Linked DNA regions of Homo sapiens: region 2 is linked to region 1. The links are chromatin loops, found by intact Hi-C in ENCODE. Cell type or tissue: ascending aorta. All regions are shown on one strand. Each heading gives the region's core, and the rest is flanking DNA. Links, peaks and the distances in the headings are about the cores only. Region 1 holds the start of LOC100506023 (a long non-coding RNA gene). Region 2 overlaps KLHL20 (kelch like family member 20).

Region 1 (12,104 bases), core at 3,948-8,947:
CACAAAAAGAATAAAATACCTAGGAACAAAGCTAACCAGGGAAGTGAAGGACCTCTTCAAGAACTACAAACCACCACTCAAAGAAATCAGAGAAGACACAAAAGAACAGAAAAACATTCCATGCTCATAGATAGGAAGAATCAATATCGTGAAAATGGCCATACTGACCAAAGTAATTTATAGATTCAATGCTATTTCTGTTAAACTACCATTGAGATTCTTCACAGAATTAGAAAAAAACTATTTTAAAATTCATATGGAACCCCAAAAGAGCATGAATAGACAAGGCAATTGTAAGCAACAAAAACAAAGCTGGAGGCATTATGCTCCCAAACTTCAAACTATACTACAGGACTACAGTAACCAAAACAGCATGGTACTGGTACAAGAACAGAAACATAGACCAATGGGACAGAATACAGAATCCAGATATAAGTCTGCACACCTACAACCATCTGATCTTTGACAAACCTGATGAAAGCAAGCAATGGGAAAAGGATTCCCTATTTAATAAATGGTGCTGGAGAACTGGCTAGCCATATGCAGAAAATTGAAACTGGACCCCTTCCTTATACCATATACAAAAATTAACTCAAGATAGATTAAAGACTTACATGTAAAACCCAAAACTATAAACACTTCAGAAGAAAACCTAGGAAATATCATTGAGGACACAGGCATGGGCAAAGATTTCATGACAAAGACGCCAAAAGCCAAAATTGACAAATGGGATCTAATTAAACTAAAGAGCTTCTGCACAGCAAAAGAAACTATCATTGGAGTGAACAGACAACCTACAGAATGGGAGAAAATTTTTGCAATCTATCATCTGACAAAGGTCTAATATCCAGCATCTATATGGAATTTAAACAAATTTACAAGAAAAAAACAAACAACCCCATTAAAAAGTGGGCAAAAGACAAAACAGACACTTCTCAAAAGATGACATAGATGTGGACAACAAACATGAGAAAAAGCTCAACATCAGTGTTCATTACAGAAATGCAAATCAATACAACAATGAAATACCATCTAACACCAGTCAGATGGCTATTATTAAAAAGTCAAAAACAACAGATGGCTGGGGAAGTTGTGATGAAAAAGGAACACTTTTACACTGTTGGCGGGAAAGTAAGTTAGTTCAACCACCATGGAAGACAGTGTGGCAATTCTTCAAAGACCTAGAGGCAGAAATACCATTCAACCCAGCAATCCCATTACTGGGTATATACCCAAAGGAATAAAAATCATTCTATTATAAAGATACATGCATGCATATATTCATTGCAGCACTATTCACAACAGCAAAGGCCTGGAACCAACCTAAATGCCCATCAATGATAGACTGGACAAAGAAAATGTGGTATATATACACCATGGAATACTATATAGCCATAAAAAGGAATGAGATCTTGTCCTTTTTAGGGACATGGATGGAGCTGGGGGCCATTATTCTTAGCAAACTAATGCAGAAACAGAAAACCAAATACCACATGTTTTTACTTACATGTGGGAGCTGAATGATGAGAACATATGGACACGTTGTGGGAAGCAATACACACTGGGGCCTGTCAGAGGACAGGGCATGGGAAGAGGGAGAGCATCAGGAAGAATAGCTAATGAATGATGGGCTTCATACCTGGGTGATGGGATGATCTGTGCAGTAAACCAACATGGCACACATTTACCTATGTAACAAACATGCACATGCTGCACATGTACCCCTGAACTTAAAATGAAAGTTGGAAATTAAAAAAAGAATCCATCCTTTCCATCTTCCTGGTCTGTCATTCTTTGTGTTATTTCATTCCTGGTTAGGTAGCAACATGATTGCAATATTTCCAAGCATCCAGACATGATTTCCAGAAAAAGATGAAACACTAACTCTTTTAGATTTCTACTCAGGAGCCAAAGACACTTTTCGCAGAAGTTCACCTAGCAAGCGTCATTGCTTACTAGCAAGAGTTGGATTACATGCTCATAACTGAACCAACCCTAATCACCAGAATGGAGTTGTTTTAGACCAGCTCATCAGCATCTCCTGGAGGACTTGTTAAAATATACATTGCTGGACCTCATCCCCAGGGTTTCTGACTCAGTAGGTCTGGTATGGGTCTTGATACTCTGCATTTCTAATAAATTCCCCAGTTACATTAATACTGATTATCTTGGACCAGTCAGGACTATCTCTAGAGCTGGAAATGAGGTCGACTTCCCCAAGACAGCTAGCTACACCGAGAATGGATACCTGAACACAGCAGTGACTCTATTAGAAAATAAGGAAGTATAAATGGATGTGCAGCAGCCTCCATGCTAATCTAAGAATCTATTAATAAAACCGTATTACCAAATAGGATTTAGCCTAAGAATACAAGGTGATTGAACATTTAGAAATGTATTCATGTATTACACTAATAGATTAAGGAGAAAAGCTTCATGCTTTGTGTTACTAAAGGCCAAAAGACATTTGATAAAATTAAAAATCCATTCCTGACTTGAACTCAGTTTCTTCAGCTTTAAAATGGTGGTAGGGGGGTTGGAGATAGGGTTTGTATTATATGACCTCAAAGTTCCCTTCCACTGTAAAGATTTATGACTCTAACACTCTGCAGTGACCACTGGATAAGTTCTCCATAAAGAACATTTTGATGAGCCAAAATGTAAAAACTATATTATTTTTATCACTAAGTAATGCCCAACTGATCTTCTCAAACACTCAATATTCTTTTCTCCCTCCCTGAACCTGGGTGTGGCTCACACACGAGTGAAGAAAGGGTGAGGCCGAGACTCTGTGAAATGGAAAGGGTGTATGTTGAGCACATTATCTGGTAAATTTTTTTAAATTAAAGTATAGTGGTCTATTTTTAGGCTACATCAAAATGACTCCCAGTCAAAACTTCAGGGATCCTTTATAGTCTGATGGCTACTTACTAAAAGGCAAATATCCTGAGGGAAGGATCTTCAGGAAAAGCACTAACATGCACTGAGAGATCACCAGTGTATTAGTCCGTTCTCACGCTACTAATAAAAACATACCTGAGACTGGGTAATTTATAAAGGAAAGAAGTTAATTACTAACAGTTCAGCATGGCTAAGGAGACCTCAGGAAACGTACAATCATGGCAAAAGGAGAGGCAAACACATCCTTCCTCACATGGCAGCAGCAAGGAGAACTGCAGAGCAAAGTGGGAGAAAAGCCTCTTATAAAACCATCAGATTTTGTGAGAACTCACTGTCACAAGAACACCATGAGAGTCCCTCCCACAACATGTGGGGATTATGGGAACTACAATTGAAGATGAGATTTGGGTGGGGACACAGTCAACCATATCAACCAGATACCAGGCTAGTCAAATGTACCACTTGCTGCAGGGATGTCAACTATCTCAATGAGTGAATATGTAAAGAATTTTGTAGAGTAGAGAATCTCAAAGATGTCTACCATCTCTGGGTGGGCTATCTACTCAATCACAGCCAGAGGCTATGGGCTATCAATCGTTCAATGAACCTCTACACCCAGGATGCATCTAAACAAAGGTTTTATAAAGAAAGCCTGATCTCAACAATGTTTTTCATGTAAGAAGAACCTTCCTGGTAATTATAGTGATTTTAACAATTTAGCAACATTGACTGAAACTTCCTGAAGTTTGTTTTGAAACACTGGAGTGAGCTTTTTGAACAATTCAGGAAAATAATAGTTCATATACAACTATTCTAATGTACACACAGTGGCAATTTCTTTTTCTTTTCTTTTCTTCTTGTTTTTTTAACCTTATTGAAGTACTGCAAAATACACAGAGAAAACAGCAATTATCTTAAATATACAGTTTGATTAATTTTTACAAACTAAACACATGTAATAGCCAGTATCCAGATCAATGGTCCTGTGCAATCACCAAGTAGCCAGCTTTCTTTATGAGGGAGTGTAGGCACACTTGTAGTCCTAGCTACACAGGAGTCTGAGGCAGAGGATACTTGAGCCCAGGAGTTGGAGGCTGCAGTGAGCCAAGTTAATGCCACTGCACTCCAGCATGGGTGAAGTGAGGTCCTGAATCAAATAATAACAATAATAATTTACTACTCCAAAATCCCTCTGAGAGTTATTTCTCATTGTAGCATTTTATTAGCTGTTGTCTTTCATTTTCACTCCTACATTTCCTACTTTGATTTCTCTCCAGATTGTAGAAGTCCTGTAGTAGATATAATAGGGAGTAGTAGATATAATGACAACATTAAACATGATTGATATGGTTTGACTGTGTCCCCACCCAAATCTCATCTTGAATTTAACTCCCACAAGTTCCACAGGTCACGGGAGGAGCCCAGTAAAAGGTGAATGAATCATGGGGGCAGGCCTTTCCTGCACTGTTCTCGTGACAGTGAATGAGTCTCACAAGACCTGATGGCTTTAAAAATGGGAGTTTCCCTGAACAAGCTTTCTTTTTGCCTGCCACCATCCACGTAAGATGTGACTTGCTCCTCCTTGCCTTCCACCATGATTGTGAGGCCTCCCCAGCCATGTGGAACTGTAAGTCCATTAAACATCTTTCCCATATAAATTACCCAGTATCAGGTATGTCTTTATCAGCAGTGTGAAAATGAACTAATACAGTAAACTGGCACCAGTAGAGTGGGGCACTGCTGAAGAGATACCCAAAAATGTGGAATCAACTTTGGAACTGACTAACAGGCAGAGGTTGGAACAGTTTGGAGGGCTCAGAAGAAGACGGGAAAATATGGGAAAGCTTGGAACTCCCTAGAGACTTGTTGAATGCCTTTGACCAAAATGCTGATCATGATATGGACAATGAAATCCAGGCTGAGGTGGTCTCAGATGGAGATGAGGAGCTTGTCGGGAATTAGAGAAATGGTGACTCCTGTTATGTTTTAGCCAAGAGGCTGGCAGCTTTTTGCCCCTGCCTAAGATATTTGTGGAACTTTGAACTTGACAGAGATGATTTAGGGTATCTGGCAGAAGAAATTTCTAAGCAGCAAAGCATTCAAGAGGTGACTTGGATGCTGTTAAAGGCATTCAGTTTCATAAGGGAAGCAGAGCATAACAGTTCAGAAAATTTGCAGCCTGACAATGTAATAAAAAAGAAAATCCCGTTTTCTTAGGAGAAATTCGATCTGGCTGCAGAAATGTGCATAAATAACAAGAAGCCAAATGTTAATACCCAAGACAATGGGGAAAATGTCTGCAGGGCATGTCAGAAGTCTTCACGGCAGCCCCTCCCATCACAGGCCTGGGGGCCTAGGAGGAAAAAACGGTTTCAGGGGCCAGGCCCAGGGTCCCCATGCTGTGTGCAGTCTGGGCACTTGATGCCCTGTGTTCCAGCTGCTTCTTTTAGCCATGACTAAAAGGGGCCAATATACAGCTTGGGCCATGGCTTCAGAGGGTGCAAGCCCCAAGCCTTGGCAGCTTCCACATGGTGTTGAGCCTGTAGGCACACAAAAGTCAAGAATTGAGGTTTGAGCACCTCTGCCTAGATTTCAGAGGATGTATGGAAATGCCTGGATATCCAGGCAGAAGTTTGCTGCAGGGCCAGGGCTGTCATGGAGAACCTCTGCTAGGGTAGTGCAGAAAGGAAATGTGGGGTCAGATCCCCCACATAGAGTCCCTACTGGGGCACTGCCTAGTGGAGCTGTGAGAAGAGGGCCACCATCCTCCAGACCCCAGAGTGGTAGATCCACCAACAGCTTGTACCGTGTGCCTGGAAAAGCCACAGACACTCAACACCAGCCTGTGAAAGGAGCCAAGTGGGAAGCTGTACCATGCAGAGCCACAAGGGTGGAGCTGCCCAAGACCATGGGAACCCACCTCTTGCATCAGCATGACCCAGATGCAAGACATGGAGTCAAAGGAGATAATTTTGGAGCTTTAAGTTTGACTGCCCTGCTGGATTTTGGACTTGCATGGGGCCTATAACCCCTTTGTTTTGGCCAATTTCTCCCATTTGGAATGGCGGTATTTACCCAATGCCTGTAACCCCATTGTATCTAGGAAGTAACTTGCTTTTGACTTTACAGGCTCATAGGCAGAAGGGACTTGCCTTGTTTTGGATGAGAATTTAAACTGGGGACTTCTGAGTTAATGCTGAAATTAGTTAAGACTTTGGGGAACTGTTAGGAAGGCATGATTGGTTTGAAATGTGAGGACATGAGATTTGGGAGGGGCCAGGGGCAGAATGATATGGGTTGGCTGTATCCCCACCCAAATCTCATCTTGAATTGTAACTCCCACAATTCCACACGTGATGGAAGGAACCCAATGGGAGGTGACTGAATCATGGAAGCAGGTCTTTCCTGCACTGTTCTCATGATACTGAATGAGTCTCACGAGATCTGATGGTTTTAAAAATGAGAGTTTCCTGCACAAGCTCTCTTTTTGCCTGCCACCATCAACATAAGATGTGACTTGCTCCTCCTTGCCTTCTGCCATGATTGTGAGGCCTCCCCAGCCATGTGGAACTATAAGTCCATTAAACCTCTTTCCTGTATAAATCACCCAGTTTCAGGTATATCTTTACCAGCATCATGAAAACGAACTATTACGATGATAAAGAAAAGCAGTGGAGAGATTATCAGCCCCACTCACTGAAGGTTGACAGGACTGCCTTAATGATATGTACAGGTTACTGTGCCCAAGCTTTCTTTATTTCTGAAAAGACAATCAAATCTAACAAGAAAGTTTATAGAGTTGAAAAAAAACACAATCTCACCATCCTAACATTAATTTTAGTTTTATATGTCTCCTCCCATTGGTACAGGGATTTTTACCTAGCTCTAATTACAGTCATGCATCACTTAACGATGGGGATATGTTCTGAGAAATGTGTCATTAGGCAATTTTGTCATTGTGTGAACATTATGGAGTGCACTTACACAAACCTAGATGGTATAGTCTACTACATACCTAGGCTACATGGTATAGCTTATTGCTCCTACGCCTCAAACCTGCACAGCACATTACTATACTGAATACTGTAGGCAATTATAACACCATGGTAAATATGGCTCAAGCCTGTAATCCCAGCCCTTTGGGAGGCTAAGGTGGGAGGACTACTTAAGCCCAGGAATTTCAGACCAGCCTGGGCAACACAGGTTAGGAAGACCCCGTCTCTACCAAAAATAAAACAATTGCCCAGGTATGGTGGCATGTGCCTGTAGTCCCAGCTACTCAGGAGGCTGAAGTGAGAGGACTGCTTGAGCCCAGGAGCTTGAGGCTGCAGTGAGCTATGATCACACCACTGCACTCCAGCCTGGGTGACAGAGCAAGGCCCTGTCTTAAAAAAAAAAAATGAAAAAAAAAAGGATAAAAAATGGTACACCTATATAGGGCATTTACCATGAATATAGCTTGCAGGACTGGAAGTTGCCATGGGTGAGACAGTGAGTGAGTGGTGAATGAATGTACTGTAGACTTTATAAACACTGTACACTTAGGCTACACTAAATTCATGTGTAAAAATTTCTTTCTTCAATAACAAATTAACCTTACCTTACTATAACTTTTTTACTTTATAAACTTTAAAATTGTTTTAATGTTTTGACTCTTCTGTAATAACACTTAGCTTAAAACACAAACACATTGTATAGCTATACAAAATACTGTATTTTCTTTTTTATATTCTTATTCTATAAGCTTTTTTATAATTCTAAAAGGTTATTGTCTTTTGAAACTTTTTAAACTTAAAAACAAAGACATAAATGCACACATTAGCCTAGGGCTTCACAGGGTCAGGATCCTCAAGACATCACTATGCGAAAGGAATTTTTCAGCTCCATTATCATCTTATGAGACCACCGTAGTATATGTGGTCCAATGTTGTATCACATGACTGTATAACTAGAGACATCTTGCTCTTTTACTCCCAGCTGTGGACAAACAAGAAACTTTGCTGTTGTGGCTGCAGGAAGGCGACCCAATGTTTCTCTAATACTTTGTACAACGTAGTCCTCATGCCCACTATGTGTAACAGGTCACAAATATTCATTAATAAAATATAGTCAAACCTTTAGGAGTTCACAATCTAGTGAGAGAGACAGGCATCATGGTGCACTGTTGTTTTTCCAAATGCCCATTGCTAATCTGTTCATTTTATTCTTCTGTCAAAGCAGTAAAGACAGAAGAGAAGATGTGAGTCATCCCAGAGTCACAGCCCTCTGGAAATGCCTGAAATCCATTCTTTCCTGTCCCTCAGATTACTGTAAGGACTTCAAGGTTCTCTCCGACCCTTATAGCTGTATGAAAACACTTTTTCTGATAGGAGAGCCTCCACCCTCTCTCTAAGGAAAGTAAATCCTTTCTTAGTCAAGCTCTCCCTTTTCCACACTCCGGTCTTTCCCTGGAATGTCTCCTCTGTCCTTCCTCCCCTCCTCCTTTCCCATTATACATCTCACTAACCCTCAGGAAAATAGCTTTAAAATTTTCCCTCTGGAATGGGGCCCAGTCCACAGAGCACCTACCTTTGGTATAAGTCAGATGTTAAACTCAATTACCTACGAAGGCCAGGCAGAACAGCGTTCTTCTGACTTTGTTTGCATATTAAGTTCATGGAACATTCTCTACTTTCACAAAGAAACATGATCATTTTTTTCTTGAAATATACAGCCCTTAGTTAAGCTTTCATTTGCACAGTTTTGACAGATAAGAATGCAAGAACTATTTCTTTTTCCTCCCAATTCTACTCTAATGTTAGTAACTGGCAGAGGACCTTCTGAGTAACAGAGAACATTGCCCTCTAAAAGGCTACTCAGCAGCCACTGTTTGCCAGATGGAACATGGGCCTGGTGTTGCTGTGTTGCTAGATCTTCTGACCTTTCAGGAGACAAAAATCCAGATATTTTTATGAAAAATCATGTTTTCAAAATGCTGATGTGGACGAAAGAAAGAGAGATCAGACTGTTACTGTTGTCTATGCAGAAAGAAGAAGACATAAGAAACTCCATTTTGTTCTGAACTAAGAAAAATTCTTCTGCCTTTAGATGATGTTAATCTGTAACCCTAGCCCCAACCCTGTGCTGGCAGAAACATGTGTTGTGTTGACTCAAGGTTTAATGGATTTAGGGCTACGCAGGGTGTGCTTTGTTAAAAATGTGTTTGCAGGCAGTATGCTTGGTAAAAGTCACCGCCATTTTCCAGTCTCAAGTACCCAGGGACACAATGCACTGCGGAAGGCCGCAGGGACCTCTGCCCAAGAAAGCCTGGGTATTGTCCAAGGTTTCTCCCCACTGAGACAGCCTGAGATATGGCCTCGTGGGAAGGTAAAGACCTGACCGTCTCCCAGCCTGACACCAGTAAAGGGTCTGTGCTGAGGAGGATTAGTGAAAGAGGAAGGCCTCTTTGCAGTTGAGATAAGAGGACGGCATCTGTCTCCTGCTCATCCCTGGGAATGGAATGTCTCGGTGTAAAACCCGACGTACATTCTATTTACTAAGATGGAAAAAACCGCCTTATGGCTGGAGGTGAGACATGCTGGAGGCAATACTGCTCTTTACTGCACTGAGATGTTTGTGTAAAGTCAAACATAAATCTGGCCTATGTGCACATCGAGGCATAGAACCTTTCCTTAAACTTATTTACGACACAGAGACCTTTGCTCACATGTTTTCCTGCTGACCCTCTCCCCACCATTATCCTATAGTCCTGCCACATCCCCCTCACCGAGATAGTAGAGATAGTGATCAGTAAATACTGAGGGAACTCAGAGACCAGTGCCGGGTCCTCCGTATGCTAAGCGCCGTCCCCCGGGCCCACTGTTCTTTCTCTATACTTCATCTCTGTGTCTTATTTCTTTCCTCAGTCTCTCATCCCACCTGACGAGAAACACCCACAGGCGTGGAGGGGCTGGCCCCCTTCAGTGGACAGCTAATTCAAGACAATTTAAAATGCTCCAAAGTCTAAAGCAAACAAGTTCACAGAGTGCAGAAGCATTGCCAGTGTACAGCTTCTGGCACTGTAAATTCTAATGAGTATTTTATTATATTTGCTTAATTTACAACAGACAATAATATAATTATGCCTTTGACAGACATCAATAATCTGTTTCTGTATTCATTCTCCATATTTATAGAGTATTGTGTTTTCTAGCTGATTTCCACAACATATTGTTAACAGTGCCTTAGGCCAAACTACTCTTCTTTCCCAACTATTCTCTTTCTTCCCTACAAAGGGAGTTAAAACAAGGAGCTGTTAAAACTTGGAGCCAAATTAGAGATTAAATTACATTAGCTTTAAACGGTTTTGTGAAGTGGCTAGAAATTTTTACCAGTAATCTTACTGCAAGTCCTGGGTCACTGAAGAACTCGGTAAATATGATTAGCATGCACGCACCAACACATCACTGTGATGAAAACGCAAATCACAGTATGTGAGTCACTACTCTCAACATTGCCATGCCCCTGCCTTAAACCTGCCAGCCCCATCCAGAGGATTTTTCTCATCTCTGAACTCCAATCATTTACACCTTCCCCCATCAGAATTTACCCTACATTTTATTATAATTGCATATAAATATGCCTTCCCTGTAACAGCAGGGACTGTGTTTCTCCACTGTATGGCCTGGCACAGTGTCCAGCACACAGCAGGCAAAGCAAGAGTTACTGCATGAGCCAGTGTCATCATCCAAACGATAGCTACCATTTCCAGAGCACCTACCGTGAGCTGACTAGTTTACCTACATTATCCTGGTGGCTTTCCCAGACCAGACCACCCAAACCAAAGCAGCCCCCCAGTCACCCTCTAGGCACATAACCCTATTTTAGTTCTCTGAATACGACTGATTGCTGTCTAACATATTTTGGTTTGTGTGCTTATTGTCTGTCACCGGTTTCCCTTCACAAGAAGGAAAGCTCCAAGAGGACAGGCATCTTATCTACCTTGTACTTGGCTCATAGCAAATAAATGAATCTAAGCCGCCCACCTCCCTGGGTGACAGAGTTGACCTGCACACAGTAGGTCTCAAAGAGTATGTTTTAAATTTTATATTTAGATTTCAAGATAATTGTGTTGAATATTTTATGGTTCATAACAAACAGAAAGGGGAGGGCAGAATAAAAATAAATAAAAGTTTAGTTACATTACCCTAGCACTGACATTGGTACGGGAATTTTTGCTGCAATAAGAAAGCCACTTCCTCTGACATAAGGTCACCCATACTTCTGGGTCTTGCCACATCCTCTTAGACAGTTCATCGTAGCTGGGCTGGCTGGGGCGGTCAGGACTCCAGACGCTCACACTAAAAGAGGGGTGGTAGTCGAGCAGTCACTCCACTCCTCTGTAGGGAGCTGGCCGCGAGTGGGTGCGCAGCAGGGTGCGCGCGGACCCGTGCAGCGCCCAGGGCGGCTGTGCGAAGCCGCCGCAGCCTGCGCGCCCAGGCGATTCTCCACCTTGGGGCTCGCCTTCCTGCCGCGTTCCTCTTCCTTCCATCCCTAAAGCGCGTACGCCCTGCAGAGTCAAACCTGGCGCATCCTCAAGCTTCCAGGGGGCAACGTGACCGAGCCCCGCATCACGTGTGCAGAGACGGCCTATAGTGTCTGAAGGATGCCACCTAGTCGCAGGCCCGGCGGCGCCACCAACAGCGACCGCGGTAGTCCAGCTCGCGCCGCGTCCCGGCCCCAGCCCGGCCCGGCCCAGCCCCGCCCCGCGCCCAGCCCCGCCCCGCCCCGCGCCCAGCCCAGCCCCCGCGGCCCGGCCCCCAGCGGCCGGCCTCCCGCGGCCCCGCCCCCGCCGCCCCAGTCCCCGCCCCTCGCGCCTTCGTTTATTCCTCCGCGCGCTGGGACAGGCTGCTTCTTCGCCAGAACCAACCGGTTGCTTGCTGTCCCAGCGGCGCCCCCTCATCACCGTCGCCATGCCCGGAGGTCTGCTTCTCGGGGACGTGGCTCCCAACTTTGAGGCCAATACCACCGTCGGCCGCATCCGTTTCCACGACTTTCTGGGAGACTCGTAAGTGGCCACCGCGTAGCCCTGTCCTGGCCTCGGTTGCGCCGGACTCGGAGGTGCCTTCCCTGTTTCTTCTCCCTGCCGTCCTCCCGGCCGCTCAGCCCCCTGCGCCGCCCTCGCCTTCCCCCGCACTGGTTCCGGCGCGCGCCAGGCCGTGTGG
Region 2 (11,828 bases), core at 2,864-7,863, 300 kb after region 1:
ATACTTATTTCCATTGAATATATACTTAGTAGTGGGATTACTGGATCATATGATAGTTCTATTTTTAATTTTTCGAGGAACCTCCATACTGTTTTCCGTAATGGCTATACTAGTTTACATTCTCATCAATGGTATGCAGGGGTTTCCTTTTCTCCATATTCTTGCCAACATTTGTTATCTATCTTTTTTAATATAGTAGCCATTCTAACAGGTGTGACATGGTATTTCATTGTGATTTTAATTTGCATTTCCCTGATGATAAGTGATATTGAGCATTTTCTCATATACTGAGCCATTTTTATGTGTTCTTTTGAGAAATATCTATTCAGGTCCTTTGCCCATTTTTAAATCAGATTATTTGTTTTCTTGCTGTTGAATTGTTTAAGTTCCTTATATATTTTCAGTATTAACCTTTTATGAGATGTATGGCTTGCAGATATGTTCTCCCACTCTGTAGATTGTCTCTTCACTCTGTTGATTGTTTCCTTTGCCATGCAGAAGCCTTTTTGTTTGATGTAATCTTACTTTTTTTGCTTTTGTTGCCTATGCTTTGGGGCACATAACCTGATTTTTTCAACTGTCACACTGATTGTACCTAACATTGAAATGTTAGAAATGTATTTCAGATTATATTCTATATATATCAAGCATACCACTTGTGAAATCTGTTCTGATTTTTTTCCTGAATCTACCTGGAGTGTACTTAATGAATGACTCTACTTAGACTTCCCCCAGAGAAATGATTACATAATAATACTTTGTATAGGACATCTTATAAAAAGCTTAAAGTATTTTGTATATAGACTCATTAATCATTGAAGTATACTTAGGGAAATCTAGGTGGGCTGCCATAGTCACTTTATACTGGTGTACAAATAGTTAATTTTGGTAGAACAGATTTTGTTCTTAATTTCTTCTGTCAGCTTTTCGTCATTAGATTTTAGAGTCTCATGTGCTATGATTACTGATAAGAACATATATTTCATCCTCACATCTTAAAAAGAAATGAGTCATGACTCTAAAATTTTTGAGGTAGCATTTACTAGTTTACCATGTATATGTTGAAACGTTTAACTGTTGTAAGTAGAGATAAAATAGAAGGTAACTCTTGAAAGCTATGCCAGTTCCCTTTTATCTCTCTGTCAAGAAATCTATTTTTTCACTTTCAAAACTCAGTACAGGAGGTTAGCAGCAGTGATGGCATAGTTTTTTAATATCTCCAAATGCCCACATAAAAACAGATAGAGTAATAGATAGCAAAGCTAAAAACCTATGTACTAGTTCTGGAGATTGGAGTTACACAACAATGTGAATATACTTAACACTACTAAACAGTTAAAACATGGTTAAGATGGTAAATTTTATGTTATGTGTGTTTTACCACAATTTAAAAATCAGAACCTGTGAACAAAATTTAACACAAAACTAAGGGAAAGAATATCCTCACAAACTCCAAAACACAAACGGGCAAAGACAAACTACCATTAGCCACAAGACCTGCATGATATTAGTATCTTCAGGAGAAATCAGAAAGAAGCAATTGGATGTCTGACAGATCTAAGAACAAAAGAACCTCAAACTAGCTAACACGTAGTAAATAGAAAGCACAAGGGGAAAATTTATCAGCAACTGAAACTAGAAACAGTTTTGTCCACTGCCATAGAGTGTAAGTGCAAGACCCTCAATAAGATCTAAAGGGCTTAGAAGAGGGTTTCTCAACCTCAACACTACTGGCGTTTTGGGTCAGACAATTCTTTGTTGTGGGGGACTGTCCTGTGCATTGTAGGATGTTTAACAGCATCCATAGCCTCTACCAACTAAGTGCCAGAAGCATGTGCCTGGTTGTGACAACCAAAAACAGTCTCTAAACATTGCCAGATGTTACTTAGGGGATGAGAAAGGGGGGATGAAGGGGAATAAAATAACACCTGGTTGGGAACCAGCTGAGTTAGAGCCATCTAGTCCCTGGGAACTCTCAAAACTGACCAGCCAGGATAATCTTCCAGGTCAGGACCCTACACTGAGGAGAATCAAAATTAAGCAGGACGAGGGCAACAGATGCCCTTGTTTTCCTTGAAAAGAGAAAGCCAAGACAAAAGTAAGGCAGTGAATAAAGTCAATAAATCTCTGGACTAGGCGCTGTGGCTCACACCCATAATCCCAACACTTTGGGAGGCCTAGGTGGGAGGATTGCTTGAGTCCAGGATTTCAAACCAGCCTGGGCAACATAGCGAGACGTTGTCTCTCCAAAAAATAAAAAAATTAGCCAGGCTTGGTGGCATACACCTGTGGTCCCAGTTACTCAGGAGGCTGAGGTGAGAGGATTGCTGGGAGGTCAAGGCTGCAGTGAGCCATGATTGCTCCACTGCACTCTAGCCAGGGTAATAGAGTGAGACCCTGTCTCAAAAAAAAAAAAAAAAAAAAATTTAAGGATACCCCATTCTTTATGATGTGATTATTTCACATTGCATGCCTATATCAAAACATCTCACATACCCCATAAATATATGCCCAAAAGTTAAAAATACAAAAAAATTTAAGTAATAATCTCTGAAGGCAAGGCACTATGTTTTTTAATACTACATAAAAAAAAGAAGGAGCTCCACAAAGTTAGAAAAACTGTCACAAACCACTCACTCCTATTTCTAAAAGTTCAGGAAAACTCATTTCATGTAAAAATGAAATAGCAAAGTATTGAGATTAGATTCCATACAAAGTTAATATAAGAAGAGAGAATAAGCAGCAGAATAACATCTCTACAGACAATAAAAGCACACTAGAAAGACACACCTACAGATCAAAACCTTAACTGTTTCAAAATGTGATAAAAGACATTAAGAAAATGATAACAGATATGAAACTACATAAATCAGAAGTAGAAAAATTCAGAAATGAAGTGACAGAACTCAGAAATGTATTAGAAATGAAAGGAAAAATCATTTCAGAATGAAGATTAAAGGATAATAAGCAAAACAGATAATGCCATAAGACAAATAGAAGGCGAAAAGAGGAAATATTTTAAGGTCAAAAAGAAATGAAGGCCGGGCACAGTGGCTCACGCCTGTAATCCCAGCACTTCTGGAGGCCGAGGCGGGTGGAGCATCTGAGGTCAGGAGTTCAAGACCAGCCTGACTAACATGGTGAAACCCCATCTCTACTAAAAATACAAAATTAGCCGGATGTGGTGGCAGGCACCTGTAATCCCAGCTACTTGGGAGACTTGAACCCGAGAGGTGAAGGTTGCAGTGAGCCGAGGTCGCACCATTGAGCTCCACCCTGGGCATCAAGAGCAAAACTCTCTCTCAAAAAAAAAAAAGAGAGAGGAAAAAAAAAAACAAGAGATACCATTTGAGAGATAGTAACAAATATTGAAAATAGGTAAAAATCTATTATACAGGTGATAGCAGTCCTTAAAGAAGAAAACCAAAGGGAGGAAACAGAATGAATACTAAGAACTATAATCCAAAGTTACTTTCCTATAATTAAAAAAAGAAACTTTTTTGAAAGAATACGCTATATCCTTCGAATATTGACCCAGAACACCAAGACATATGCTAATAACATGACTGTACCTTGAAGAAAAAGAAAAAATTCCTTAGACATCTACAAAAAAGTACATGTTACTTGTAAGGAAAAGAAACTTAGATTATCATCTGGCTTTTTAAAAGTAGTAGTTCATGCCAGAAGAAAATAGAATTGCATGTTTTAGATATTCAAGAAAAACGTGAGCCAAGGATTTTATACCTTGAGAAACTGACTTTGAAGTACAAAGGGCACAGACAACTATTAACAACATGTAAGAAATTAGGGAATCTTGTTCCCTTGAGCCCTCTAGGAGAACAAACTTCAGACAAAATTACTAGAAAGACATTGACAGAAGGGCTAGACCATGTGGTTCACACCTGTAATCCCAGCACTTTGGTAAGCCAAGGTGGGAGGATCGCTTGAGACTAGGAGTTCAAGGCTGCAGTGAGCTATGATCATACCACTGCACTTTAGCCTGAGTGACAGAGCAAGACCGTGTCTCTTAAAAATAAATACATAGATACATACAGTTAACTGTAGAACTATGACTAAATGAAGATTAAAAGGGGGAGGGCTGGGTGTGGTAGCTCTGACCTATAATCCCAGCACTTTGGGAACCCAAGGTAGAAGTACGACTTGAGGCCAGGAGTTTGAGACCAGCCTAGGCAACATAGTAAGACCCTATATGTTAAAAATGTATATATGTATATTTTTTAATTAGCCAGGCATGGTGGTGCACACCTGTATTCTCAGCGACTCAGAAGGCTAAGACAGGAGATTGCCCTGAGCCCAGGAGTTCAAGATTATAATGAGCTATGATTGCACCACTCTACCCCACCCTGGGTGACAGACTGACCCTGTCTCTAAAAATAAAAATAAAAGGGAGAGAGTGTAGCATGCTCTAGCTATGTACTCAATCCATGTAAATGTAGTACAAAGAAGAGGTATGCAAAAATGAATTTTAATTGTTCTCAGGGATATTGGAGTGATAATATTGCTATTCTGTTATGTGTATAAATGTAGAATAAAGGAAATGAGTATGCATTATTCTAATTCTGCTCTCTCCTTTGTCCTTGAAAACCAGAGTGTGGAGGTAGAAGAAGAAAAGGTTGCAAAATAGAAGTTAAATAAAGTATCTTGTAGTCCTGAGTATGAATTTGAACTAAATTCCTCTTTTGAAAAAATTTCTATATATTCTAGCTTGTCAACTGAGAAAGCCTCGAAATAAAGTGTCAGTGAACATCTCTACTCCCAGATTGTATCTTGAAATTTTATTTCCCACTTAAAGAAACCAGAGCTTATTGGAAAATGTCTGATTCCAGGTTTAGAACAGGAAATGTGCAGATGAGTCTGTACCCTTTTGTCATACCAAATAGCAAGCAAGCTGTCAAAGACCGCTAAGAGTCAAAAAGACTCAGGAGCCAACTTGAAGATGTTCCCACTGACCAAAGATAACATAATTTCAGCTTTAAAAGGGATAATTGCAATAGATTGAAATCCAATAAATACACTTAAATATATGAGTTCTTAATGATAAACTTTTTAAGACTAATTGGTTGCCTTTGGAAGATCATATGGAACAAATTTATTATCTCAAAACATAAAATGAAGTGAACATATATCCTGCTTTTCTTATAAGAACTGTATTATTATATTGATTAACCAAATAGTTAATATTATTATATTGATTAACCAAACCATATTATTATATTGATTAACCAAATAAAAGGATTGTTTCTTTATAAAATTATCCCAATAAAAGAAAATAAGTGATTATCATTTTGCAACACTCAGTAAATTAGTGTATCTAGACATTGATAAACAGCTGCTAACATACCACCTTCTTTAGTCTTGTTAAAGGAACCAAACATGGTCTGATCAAATTTCTGGATCCAACTACCAATTTGCCCAACATAAAAAGGACAGAGCAACAGATTGGACTGCACTATGAACGTACAGTCAACCAAATCCATATTATGGGGAAAATTGTCATACACTCTGGGTTCTAAAACAGATGAATTGCAGGGAAGAAAAGGAATGGAGAGAAAACCTGTAGACAATAAGAGACTTTTTAATTTAATCTGATTTTTTTAGAGACAGGGTCTCACTCTGTCACCCAGGCTGGAGTGCAGTGGTGCAATAATAGCTCACAACTGTCTCAAGCAATCCCTGCCTCATCCTCCCAAGTAGCTGGGACTGCAGATGAATGCCGCTATGCCTGGCTAATTTTTTTTCCAATTTTTTTATAGAGATAAGGTCTCTCTGTGTTGACGAGGCTGGTCTTGAACTCGAACTTGTGGCCTCAAGCAGTCCTCCAGCCTCAGCCTTCCAGAGTGCTGGGATTACAGGCATGAGCCACCACACACAGCCTTTTTTTTTTTTATCTTTTTTTTAAGTCTCAGCCAGACACAGTGGCTCACCTGTAATCCCAGCACTTTGGGGGGCCAAGGTGAGAGGATTGCTTGAGGCCAGGAGTTTGAGACTAGCCTGGTTAACACAGCAAGACCCCTATTTTTAAATAAATAAATATTAATTAAATAAATAAATATTAATTAAAATTTTTTTAAATGTAATGTTAAGTAAGATTGAAGTGTCTAGGGATGGCACTTTCTGTATTTGAGTTTTATAATAAAAAGGTTGTCTCAAAGAACTATGCAAAAGACTTCTACTTTCTAATAGGATGTAGTAGAGAGTAACAGCCATCACCCCCACTACAACGACTAGGAAAAAAAGACAAATTACAAAAATCATATTTTAAAATACATCAGAGGCATTTCAAAGTAATGACCAAATGAACTAAAATTCCATTGAAGAAAGAGCCTGTGTTGCCAGCCGGGCACGGTCACTCACGCCTGTAATCCCAGCACTTTGGGAGGCCAAGGCTGGCAGATCACGAGGTCAGGAGATCGAGACCCTCCTGGCTAACATGGCGAAACCCCATCTCTACTAAAAATACAAAAAATTAGCCAGGCGTGGTGGCAGGCACCTGTAGTCCCAGCTGCTCAGGAGGCTGAGGCAGGAGAATGGCGTGAACCCAGGAGGCGGAGCTTGCAGTGAGCTGAGATCACGCCACTTGCACTCCAGCCTGGGCGACAGACCAAGACTCCATCTCAAAAAAAAAAAAAAAAAAGAGAAAGAGCCTGTGTTATGTGAGCTGAAGTCATAGGTTGTTTTCTTTCCTTGGGACATTTTCCAAGTATGAGTGTAGAAAATAGCTTAATAGCTGGCACAGATATAAATTCTAAGACGTTTTTCTAATGACTAAGTAAAATGTTAGATTTTCATTGCACATTTGACTATAGCAAGTCCGTGTACTCAGTATATCGTTAGTGTGATTTCAGATCTTATGAAAAAGGCTTCACTTAATAAGAACAAGCATACAGTCTGGTTTCCCTCACTGCAGGTATGATCCGAAGGAGAACAAGTGGACTCGGGTAGCTTCTATGAGTACCAGAAGACTAGGTGTGGCTGTGGCTGTGTTAGGAGGGTTCTTATATGCTGTAGGTGGCTCTGACGGGACATCTCCTCTCAACACAGGTTAGTCCCTCCCAAAGGCAATCAGGTTCCCCAAAAGCAGAACATTTTCCTGGAGAGTCCTCCTACAAAACGTGTAGAAACTCCAGGTTATCCTATAATTTACTAGGAAAATGCCTGATTTTTCCCTCCAGCAGAGTGCAGCTCTCAGCTCTTCCTCAGCTCCCACTGTAGTCATATTCTAAGTACGTTCCCCAAATATTTATTTCTTCCCCTGCTTTCCAAGCTGCTGGAAATTTATAATGAATTTTAAAAACTACTTTCTTATATAATTAGTTCCTTTTCCTCCATCACAACTTCTCCTCAAAACCACAACGTACTCTAATCCAAGAATAAATAAAAACTTAGAACTACAAATTCGTTTATTTGGGTTTTGTTTTTGTTTGTGTTTTTATGACAGGGTCTCGCTCTGTCACCCAGGCTGGAGTCCAGTGCCACAATCTTGGCTCACTGCAACCTCTACCTCCCGGACTCAAGCAATCCTCCCACCTCAGCCTCCCGAGTAGCTGGGATTATACGTGTATGCCACCACACTTGGCTGATTTTTGTATTTTTAGTAGAGATGGGGTTTCGCTGTGTTGCCCAGGTTGGTCTCAAACTCCTGAGCTCCAGTGATCTGCCCACCTCAGCCTCCTAAAGTGCTGGAATTATAAGTGTGAGCCACTGCACCTGGCCTGGTTTGTTATTCCTTTCTATTTAGATAGTATGGGTATTTTTGCCTAAGGATATTGTCAATGTGACAGTCACACCAGATTCGTCACGTCTTGTCTTCTCTTCAGAAGCTTAAAATGCACTGTGCTATAGGGGAGGGAATACAGGAGTACAGAAGTTGTCTGATTATGATGATAAATTGTTAGTACTGAATGGTGCTTATTGATCATGTAGTCAGGCTCCCCATTTAACGATAAGGAGAGTGAGGCTGAGAGTCATGTAGCTAATTAGTCATTTAGATAAAACTAGAACCAGAGTATCTGGATCCCAACACGTGCCCTTTCCACTGTACCATACCTAGAAGAAACCAGTCCCTGATGAGAGTATATGTAGTATTGTCCAGAGGTATACAAATCCTTCTCAGAAGCAAAAATCAGATCATGTGTTGAAAATATGTGTTATCACAAAGTATCAGTGGCTATAAAGAAAACTGGAGGTGAGAGGAAATGGTTGAATGCTCACTTACTGGTTTTTCTTTTCCCTACAGTGGAACGTTACAATCCTCAGGAAAACAGATGGCACACTATAGCCCCTATGGGGACCCGGAGGAAACACCTAGGCTGTGCAGTATATCAGGACATGATCTATGCTGTAGGAGGTAGAGATGACACTACAGAGCTGAGCAGTGCTGAGAGATACAACCCCAGAACCAACCAGTGGTCTCCAGTGGTGGCCATGACATCACGCCGTAGTGGAGTAAGTGGTTATGGACACTTAGGTTGCTTCCAAATCTTGGCTATTAATAGTGCTGCAATAAACATGGGAGTGCAGATATCTCTTCATTATACTGGTTTCCTTTCTTTGGGGTATATACCTAGCAGTAAGATTGCTGGATCATATGATATTTCTATTTTTAGTTTTTTGAGGAACCTCCAAACTGTTGTACTAATTTATATTCCCACCAGCAGTGTAGGAGGGTTCCCTTTTCTCTGCATCCTTATCAGCAATCGTTATGGCCTGACTTTTGGATAAAAGCCATTTTAACTGGGGTGAGATGACATCTCATTGTAATTTTCATTTCCATTTCTCTAATGATCAGATGTTGAGCACCTTTTCATATACCTGTTTGCTATTTTTATGTCTTCTTTGGAGAAAGGTCTATTCAGATCTTTTGCCCACTTTTTAATTGGATTATTAGTTTTTTTCTATTGAGTTGTTTGAGCCCTTATATATTCTAGTTATTAATCCCTTGTCAGAAGAGTAGTTTTCTCCCATTCTGTGGGTTGTCTCTTCACTTTGTTGGTTGTTTCCTTTGCTGTGCAGAAGCTTTTTGACTTAATGTGATCCCATTTGTCTATTTTTTCTTTGGTTGCCTGTGCTTGTGGAGTATTACTGAAAAAAATCTTTGCCCAGACCAATGTCCTGGAGAGTTTCCCCAGTGTTTTCTTTTAGCAGTTTCATTGTTTGAGGCCTTAGATTTAAGTCTTTAATTCATTTTAATTTGATTTTTGTATATGGCAAAAAATGGGGTCTAGTTTCATTCTGCATATAGTTACCTGGTTTTCCCAGCACTGTTAATTGAAGAGATTGTCCTTTCCCCAATATACGTTCCTAGCACCTTTGTCAAAAAAACAGTTCGCTGTAGATGTATAGGTTTATTTCTGGGTTCTCCATTCTGTTCCATTGGTCTATGTGTCTGTTTTTATTCTAGTCTCATACCGTTTTAGTTACTGTAGCTCTTTAGTATAATTTGAAGTCAGATAATGTGATTCCTCCAGTTTTGGTCTTGTTGCTCAAGATAGCTTTGGCTATTCTGGGTCTTTGTGGTTGCATATCAATTTTAGGATTATTTTTTCTATTTCTGTGAAGACTGTCATTGGTATTTTGGTAGGGATTGCATTGAATCTGTAGATTGTTTTGGATAGCATGGACATTTTAACAATATTGATTCTTCCAATCCATGAACATGGAATGTCTTTTCATTTTTGTGTGTCCTCTTCAATTTCTTGCATCAATGTTTTCTAGTTTTCATTGTATTTTTCACTTCTTTGGTTCAGTTTATTCGTAGGTATTTTATTTATAGCTGTTGTAAATAGGATTACTTTCTTGATTTCTTTTTCAGATTGTTTGCTGTTGGCATATAGAAATGCTACTGATTTTTATATCTTGATTGTGTATCCTGCAGCTCTGCTGAATTTGTTTATCTGTTCTAATAGCTTTTTGGTGGAGTCTTTAGGTTTTTCCAAATACAAAATCATACTGTAGGCAAAGAAGGATAATTTGACTTCTTCCTTTCCAATTTGGATGCCCTTTCTTTCTTTCTTTTGTCCCATTGCTCTACCTAGGACTTCCAGTACTATACTGAATAACAGTGGTGAAAGTGCGCATCCCTGTCTTGTTCTAGATCTTAGAGGAAAGGCTTTCAGTTTTTCCCCATTCTAAATGATGCTATCTGTGGGTCTGTCATATATGGCTTTTATTGTGTTGAGGTATGTTCCCTCTGTACCCAGTTTTTTAAGGGTTTTTATCATGAAGGGATGCTTACTTTTATCAAATGCTTTTTCAGCATCAATTGAAATGATTATTTGGTTTTTGTCCTTCATTCTGTTGATATGATGTACCACACTGATTGATTTGCATATGTTGAACCATTCTTGCATCCCTGGGATAATTTCTACCTGGTCATGATGAATTATCTTTCTAATGTGTCATTGAATTCAGTTTGCTGGGATTTTGTTGAAGATTTTTGCATCATTGTTCATTGAGGATATTGGACTGTAGCTTTCTTTTTTTGATGTGTCTTTGTCTGGTTTTGGTATCAGGGTAATACTAGCCTCCTAAAGTGAGTTTGGAAGTGTTACCTCTTCCTCTATGTTTGGAGTAGTTTGATAGGATTAGTATTAATTCTTCTTTAAATATTTGATAAGATTCAGCAGTGAGGCCATTGGGTCCTGGGCTTTTCTTTGCCGGAAGATTTTTTTTTCTTTTTTTTATTATACTTTAAGTTCTAGGGTACATGTGCACAAAGTGCAGGTTTGATACATAGGTCTACATGTGCCTACATGTGCCATGTTTGCTGCACCCATCAACTCGTCATTTACATTAGGTATTTCTCCTAACGCTATCACTCCCTCAGCCCCCCACCCCCCGACAGGCCCTGGTGTGTGTTCCCCGCCCTGTGTCTAAGTGATGTCATTGTTCAATTCCGCTGGGAGATTTTTTATTACAGCTTTGATCTCATTACTTTTTTGTTTTGTTTTGAGACAGGGTCTGGCTCTGTCACCAAGGTTGGAGTGCAATGATACAATGTCGGCTCATTGCATCCTCCACCTCCCAGGCTCAAGCCTTCCTTCCACCTCAGTCTCCCCATTAGCTGGGACTACATGTGCACACCATCATGCCCAGCTAATTTTTGTTTTTTGTTTTTTTTTTGGTAGAGTTGGGGTTTTGCCATGTTGCCCAGCCTGGTCTCAAACTCCTGAGCTCAAGTGATCTATTCGCCTCAGCCTCCCAAAGTGCTGAGATTACAGGCATGAGCCACCACACTTAGCCTTATTACTTGCTATTGGTCCGTTCAAGTTTTAGATTTCTTCATGGTTCAATCTTGGTAGGTTGTATGTGTCTAGGAATTTATCTGTTTCTTCTAGATTTTCTAATGTATTGGCATATATTTGTTCATAATAGCCTCTAATTATCCTTTGAATGTCTACGGTATCAGTTGTAATGTCTCCTTTTTCATCTCTGATTTTATTTATTTGGGCCTTCTTTTTTCTTAATCTGCCTAAAGGTTTGTTGATTTTGTTTATCTTTCAAAAGTCAACTTTTCATTTAATTGATCTTTTGTGTTTTTTTCACTTAAATTTCATTAATTTCTGCTCTGATCTTTATTGTTTCTTCTCATTTTGGATTTGGTTTGTTCTTTTCTAGTTCTTTAAGATGCATTGTTATGTTATTTGAAGTTTTTGTACTTTTTTGATGTAGGCTCTTATTGCTATAAACTTTCCTCTTACTTTCACTTTATGTCCAAAACCGCTTTATAGGTTTTGGTATGTTGTTTTTCCATTTTCATTTGTTTCAAGAAACTTTTAATTTCTTCATTTCTTCATTGACCCACTGGT

The links. A loop is a pair of places that touch in the nucleus more often than their neighbours do. Peaks named below come from ENCODE experiments on the same cell type or tissue, not always from the same donor. Only the 100,000 strongest peaks of a DNase experiment are listed, where the experiment ranks them.
Region 2: a loop joins it to region 1, with 4 times the contacts of the local background. A loop is called at or near these places in 2 of 110 quality-filtered maps.

What each region holds. Positions count from the first base shown.
Region 1 is chr1:173,465,546-173,477,649 of GRCh38, forward strand. LOC100506023 (a long non-coding RNA gene) reads right to left here and starts at 11,610. Exons shown (of 3, transcript NR_037845.1): 1 at 11,087-11,610. PRDX6 (peroxiredoxin 6) reads left to right here and starts at 11,790. Exons shown (of 5, transcript NM_004905.3): 1 at 11,790-11,947. The coding sequence starts at 11,853. RefSeq lists enhancers at 10,795-11,331, 11,829-11,988 and a silencer at 11,589-11,758. In ascending aorta, for the core only: no CTCF peak of the experiment used is centred there; no DNase peak of the experiment used is centred there; H3K4me3 peaks cover 764 bases; H3K27ac peaks cover 1,316 bases.
Region 2 is chr1:173,767,377-173,779,204 of GRCh38, forward strand. It overlaps KLHL20 (kelch like family member 20), which reads left to right. Exons shown (of 12, transcript NM_014458.4): 9 at 6,929-7,062; 10 at 8,258-8,466. Among named protein-coding and RNA genes, the nearest start is that of DARS2, 51 kb to the right of the region's middle. In ascending aorta, for the core only: no CTCF peak of the experiment used is centred there; no DNase peak of the experiment used is centred there; H3K27ac peaks cover 1,142 bases.